2 separate regions of the Homo sapiens genome follow, and region 2 is linked to region 1. Evidence: chromatin loops called from intact Hi-C (ENCODE). Cell type or tissue: mucosa of descending colon. All regions are shown on one strand. Each heading gives the region's core, and the rest is flanking DNA. Links, peaks and the distances in the headings are about the cores only. Region 1 has its middle 23 kb from the start of CWH43. Region 2 overlaps FRYL (FRY like transcription coactivator).

Region 1 (2,929 bases), core at 175-2,674:
TCCTGGGCTCAAGCAACCTGCCCACTGCAGCTTCCCAAGCTAGTACTACAGGCACGTGCCACCATGCCTGGCTTTTTATTTTTTGTAGAGGTGTGGCCTCACTGTGTTACCCAGGTTGGTCTCAAACTCCTTGCCTAAAGCAATCCTCCTGCCTCAACCTCCCAAAGTGCTAGGATTATAGGCATGAGCCACCATGCCCAACTTTGTCATATACTTATTAAAGAACTGGAAGAAAATTCAGGGGAAAAAATGGAATGTGAAGCAAAAGTGGCTACAATAAAGAATGGAATCAAGAGAAAGTCTAACATTGAGAAGGAAATTATGACCAAAAATTTCAGATCATAGCACAGAGGAGGAGATACATTTCAAATAGAAGTAATAAATAGGTTTTTGGGTTGTTTGATAATCCCGTTAATGAAAAAGAGCAAACAATGTGAACACACAGGGAAAATATTTAAATTTCTTGCTAATTTGACATGACACTGCCATCTTAAAAGATAGAAATCACAGTATTCCGCTACAAGGAGGATGGAAAAACAAACTGGGAAATGAATGCTGTCAATGCAAACAGTATTCAATATTAGACACTGCACAAGAAAACTGGAAAATGTCCTCAGATCTTACGGCCCATAAGTGAATTACAGAGAGTTCCCCAAATTTGACCACAAGCCTCAGAATGTACATGACATTACCTGTGAATTGTGAAGCTCAAGGAAACTCTTCTCAACTGTCAACAGTAAACAAATTTTGATGAACCATGATAGAGGAAAAGCCAAATGATCTTTCTATTCTCACTGTAAAAAATATTGCCTGGCTGGATGTGGTGGCTCACATCTGTAATCCCAGCACTTTGGGAGGCTGAGGTGGGCAGATCACTTGAGGTCTGGAGTTTGAGACCAGCCTGGCCTCAAACTCATGGTGAAACCCCTTCTCTACTAAAAATACAAAAAATTAGCCAGGCGTGATGGCGTGTGCCTGGAGTCCCAGCTACTCAAAAGGCTGAGGAGGAATCACTTGAACCCAGGAGGCAGAGGTTGCAGTGAGCCAAGATCACGCCATTGCACTCCAGCCTGGGCTACAGAGTGAGACTCCAGTCTCAAAATAAATTGCAAAATCATTTTTATGAAGAGACAAAGAATTTTTTTAACTTTAGAGGAAAGATGTATGTGAGACAGTTAATCTACAAAACATTTATTTTTCTGTCTTGTGTGGTGTGCATAGTAATTGTCACCTTTTTGAAATTTGCAACTTGTTGCAATTTTGTTTCTCATTCTAAAATACGTATTCTCTTCCATACTTGATATTATATTTGTAATTTTATGTTTTTTCATTTTAAAGAGGAGTCCTAAAATGGAATATGCTACAGTTCCCACAAAAACTTGGACCTGCCTCTGGATGTAAGTTAAAAGGCAATGTATTTACTTAATAGGAAGAAATTGGGGCCTCTTTCTGCAACCTCGAGGAGGCGCTCATTCAGATGCTGACCAGTATGGCCACCAGAACGTTAGTTATACTGCACCATGACCAGCAGGTGGCAGTGAGGTAGAGCAATTCAAAATAATGCCTACGTTTGCCATTAAAAATACCAGCAAGATAAAATATTATTTTTGTATACTGCCTGGTACCAGATGTTTCACTTTGGTGCTTTGGATTATTTTAGAAGAATGTTATAAGAAAGATATGAACCATAAATATAGCTTCCCTATAGAGCTGAAATGTACCAAAGGAGTTTTACATTTAATAGTACATCAATCTTTACCCATATTTTAATTACTTGGTTTTACTACTGTAAACTAAAAATAAAATTCTAAGCCCCCCCCCCCAACCCCCATTCATCTGAAGGGACCTCTCCTCTCAGCCAACGGCATTCCAAAGTTAACCTGAAAAACTAGTTCAGGGCCAGGTGCGCTCATGCCTGTAATCCTGGCACTTTGGGAGGCCAAGATGGGTTCTTGGTTAGGAGTCTGATACCAGCCTAGCCAACAAAGTAAAACTCCATCTTTACCAAAAATACAAAAACTAGCGAGGCCTGGTGGTGCACACCTGTAGTCCCAGCGACTGGAAAGGCTGAGGCAGGAGAATAACCAGGGAGGTCGAGGCTGCAGTGAGCTGAGCTCGTACCACTGCACTCCAGCCTGGGCAACAGAGTTAGACTCCATCTCGAAAAAAAAAAAAAAATACCCTAGTTCAGGTCATGATGGAAGGGGGAGTCAGACATTCCTCATTATACCCCTTCCCTTCAGAATTCAGGCACTACTGACCAGCATGAACATTAAAACAGAAATCTTAAGACTTTTTGTAGCAATAAGACACCAAATTCCAGCCTGACTCAAGTATAGATACATGACAGATAGCAGGCCCTGAAAGAAATCAAAGTATTTTACCCTAATATATATTTCTTTGACATAGTTTGAAATGGTCCTGCAAAGCTGTATCTTATGGGGAAAATCTACATTCTGTAGAGAATCCCTTTCCCTTTCCAGGTACTTTCCCTGATCCAAGAGAGAATTAATTAAGACTCTGTTATCTTTTTAAGTCTGATAAGAAACATTTACAATCTATTCTCTCTGAAGCCTGCTACCTAGAAGATTCATCTGCATAATAAGAACCTTGGTCTTCACAACCCCTTGTCTTAACCCAGACACTCTTTTCTATGGATTCTAGGTCTTTAGATAAACTCTTTAAAGCAATTACCAATCAGAAAGTCTTTGAATCAATCTATGACCTAAAAGCACCCCCACCCCCCAACTTCCAGTTGTGACCAAGCCAATGTACATCTGACATGTATTGATTGATATCTTATATCCCCCTAAAATGTATAAAATGAAGCTGTAACCTGACCACCTTAGGCACATGTCATCAGGGCTCCTGAGGCTGGGTCATGGGCACATCCTTAACCTTGGCAAAATAAACTTCTGATACAGGAGAT
Region 2 (2,929 bases), core at 209-2,708, 390 kb after region 1:
CTTTGAACATAAATGTTTATCTCTTCAGTATAAGAGTTCAAATATTGAACAAGTATTTAAGAATATATACCTCTGGAGAAGAGCTCATTTTTGAGTCTGTTCCACACATACATAGATACAGGTCAACATGAAAGTTAATGGTTCACTCTTTAGTTCTCTGGCAGCTTTTGGTATACGATGAAATTTGGATATTTATTTAAGAATTACTTAAATAGTGGTCCTGAACTTCTTTGGTTTATAGTCCTCTTGAGAATAATGAAAACAGTGGAATCCCTCTCCAAAAAAAAGACATGTATGCACATACAGAAACTTTACATGCAGTTTCAGGAATTCTCTACTCCCTTCAACCTACCATGGACTTTATATTATCTTGTTTTAGAAACTACTAATACACCACTTTCAGTTTAAAGCAATTTATATGGTAAAATTTCAAAGTTATTGAAATGTGTAATAATCAATTTTTTCCTCTCCATATAGACTACTTTGCTCTATTGCCCTAGCTCGATAGATTTACAAACTTTAGCAGAATGGAACTCTTCTCCTATTAGCCACCAGTTTGATGTGATTAGTCCATCACATATATGGATATTTGCACATGTGACCCAAGGCCAAGACCCATGGATTATAAGTCTCTCCAGTTTTTTAAAGCAAGAAAATCTTCCTAAACACTGCTCTACAGCTGTGAGCTATGCTTGGATGTTTGCATACACAAGACTTCAGTTGTTGTCCCCTCAGGTCGATATAAAGTAAGTTATTTTCCTAGTGTAAATTTAAAAATGTATAGACTGTCAGCTTTCATATGTATTTATTTGAAAAATTCAAAAGTATTACAGATTGGAAGGCCCATAAATAATATGTGATACTGCATTGATGTCTTAAGGAGGGAGAAGAATGTTGTCAAGGACATAGTCTCATAACTTCTTCATCCTTTTCATGTAATACAGTCTCACCAAATTTTAATTATTAATTTACTTAATAACACTGTACTTGGTACATAGTTGTGTCCATCGAATCTGTGTTAAGGGAAAAAATTGGGAAAGAATCTAAGGATGAGTATGGATGTAGACACAGAAGTTTGTAGATAAAGGGTGAGAAGCAGAGCGAAACTCAGCTCAGTGGCCTTACTTTTCCCGATGACAGTGTAAGGAAGGCCACCTTCTGGTGGGGAGTGGTAATAACACACTGAGTAGGAGATTTGAGGATGTTGGTAAAGATTTGGAATAACTGATGATGAAATGGAGAGTTGACCAAGGTCATTATAAATTTCAGTTAGTTTTTGTTTTGTTTTGTTTTTTTGCTCTTAAATACAGAGGAGAATTTTTGAATCTGGGTTTGGGTTCCTGATTTCTCCTTACAGAGTACACCACTGATCACATTGAATGGAATGAGTCCTCTCAGCATATAACTTGCCCATGTAAACCCAGCATCTGGATTGACCTATCACTGGAGGCCTACATTAAAGGCTCTTCAAACCTGACTTCACTCTGTACCTTTTTTCTTACTTTCTATCAATACTTTCAAAGTTGGAACCAAATTATCCCCTCAGAGTTCATTAAGTGTGGTTGATAGTTTCCATTTTGTGAGCTTTTGTTCACATGAGCGTAGGATACCTTTTTTTTTTTAATTTTTGCATATCCGTATCTAATATAGTTCAAATTCAATCTTATTTTTTAAAATCTCTTAAACTTCCTACCCAGAGTAGTCCTTCTTACTTTTGGATTTGAATATATATATATGTATATATATTTCTACATATACATGCTAATTGTATATATATGTTCTCAGGTATTGTGTATTGGATTTCTTTTTTGTTTTGTGTTTTGTTTTTTGTTTTTTTTTTAAAGAGGCAGGGTCTCACTCTGTCACTTAGGCTGGAATGCAGAGGTGTAATCATAGCTCATTGCAATGTCGAACTTCTGGGCTCAAGCAGTCCTCCCACTTCAGCCTCCCAAAGTGCTGGGATTATAGCTATGAGCCACCACACCTGGTCTGGATGTTACTTTTTAAATAAAGATTGACATTTGCCACCTTGCATACCATTTATGACCTTAAGTAGCCTTCCCTAATTACCATATTTTAAATTATAACCCCATATCCTACCAGCATTCTTTATCTCCCTTTTCTGCTCTATTTTTCTTCATCAAACTTAGCACCATCTGACATTGTTTTATTTATTTCTTTATTGTATGTCTCCCATGGCCTGCATGAGGGCAGTGATTTTTTTGACAGTTTTTTTGACTGATACGTTACCAGTGCTTAGATCGTTTTCTAACATACTAGGACATTGTTCTATGATGCTCTTGCTGAATTAACAAAGTGATGTGTTTGCATTACTTACCTTAACATATTACAAAACTAGTTGAAGGCAAGGATTATATATTTGTATTTTTCCTCTTTCGTTTTGCTCTCAGTTCTTAATTCTAACATAATTTCGGTATTTGGAAAGATTTATGGAATTGTTTCAAAATATTTTATTGATGTAATCTTTCAAGACAGAAATTTGGCAGAAGCCTTGAAAATATGTATCTTCTTTGACTCTGTGATTTCATTTTCAAGAATTACCTAAGAAAATAATTAACCATATATTCAAATGTATAGTATTGTGTATAATAGGGAAAAATTGCTATTAGCTAAAATGTCAAACAACAAAACTTTGGTTATATAAAATATGATACTTTATATTGATATAGCATATAGTTAATCAAAATAATGTCACAGAAGTATATTAATTTACATAGAGAGGTGAAAAATACGTAAGTCTAAAAGGTAGATACAAAATAAAATAAACATTTAATTCGTATAAATTAAAAGAGATGTATTCATGCACTTATAGTTCATGTATATGAATTAAAGATATATAGAATATGCAGTGTTTATTTTCATGTGGGATTAAAGGTGATTTTGATTTTGTTTTCTTTCTACATTGAGT

What was found. Hi-C counts contacts between places; a loop is a spot of excess contacts. Peaks named below come from ENCODE experiments on the same cell type or tissue, not always from the same donor. Only the 100,000 strongest peaks of a DNase experiment are listed, where the experiment ranks them.
Region 2: a loop joins it to region 1, with 13 times the contacts of the local background. A loop is called at or near these places in 100 of 110 quality-filtered maps.

The regions. Positions count from the first base shown.
Region 1 is chr4:48,961,820-48,964,748 of GRCh38, reverse strand. No RefSeq gene overlaps it. Among named protein-coding and RNA genes, the nearest start is that of CWH43, 23 kb to the left of the region's middle. RefSeq lists an enhancer at 1,401-1,540. In mucosa of descending colon, for the core only: a CTCF peak has its summit at 1,503 (motif pointing right); no DNase peak of the experiment used is centred there.
Region 2 is chr4:48,576,790-48,579,718 of GRCh38, reverse strand. It overlaps FRYL (FRY like transcription coactivator), which reads left to right. Exons shown (of 64, transcript NM_015030.2): 23 at 478-746. Among named protein-coding and RNA genes, the nearest start is that of ZAR1, 88 kb to the right of the region's middle. In mucosa of descending colon, for the core only: a CTCF peak has its summit at 1,152 (motif pointing left); no DNase peak of the experiment used is centred there.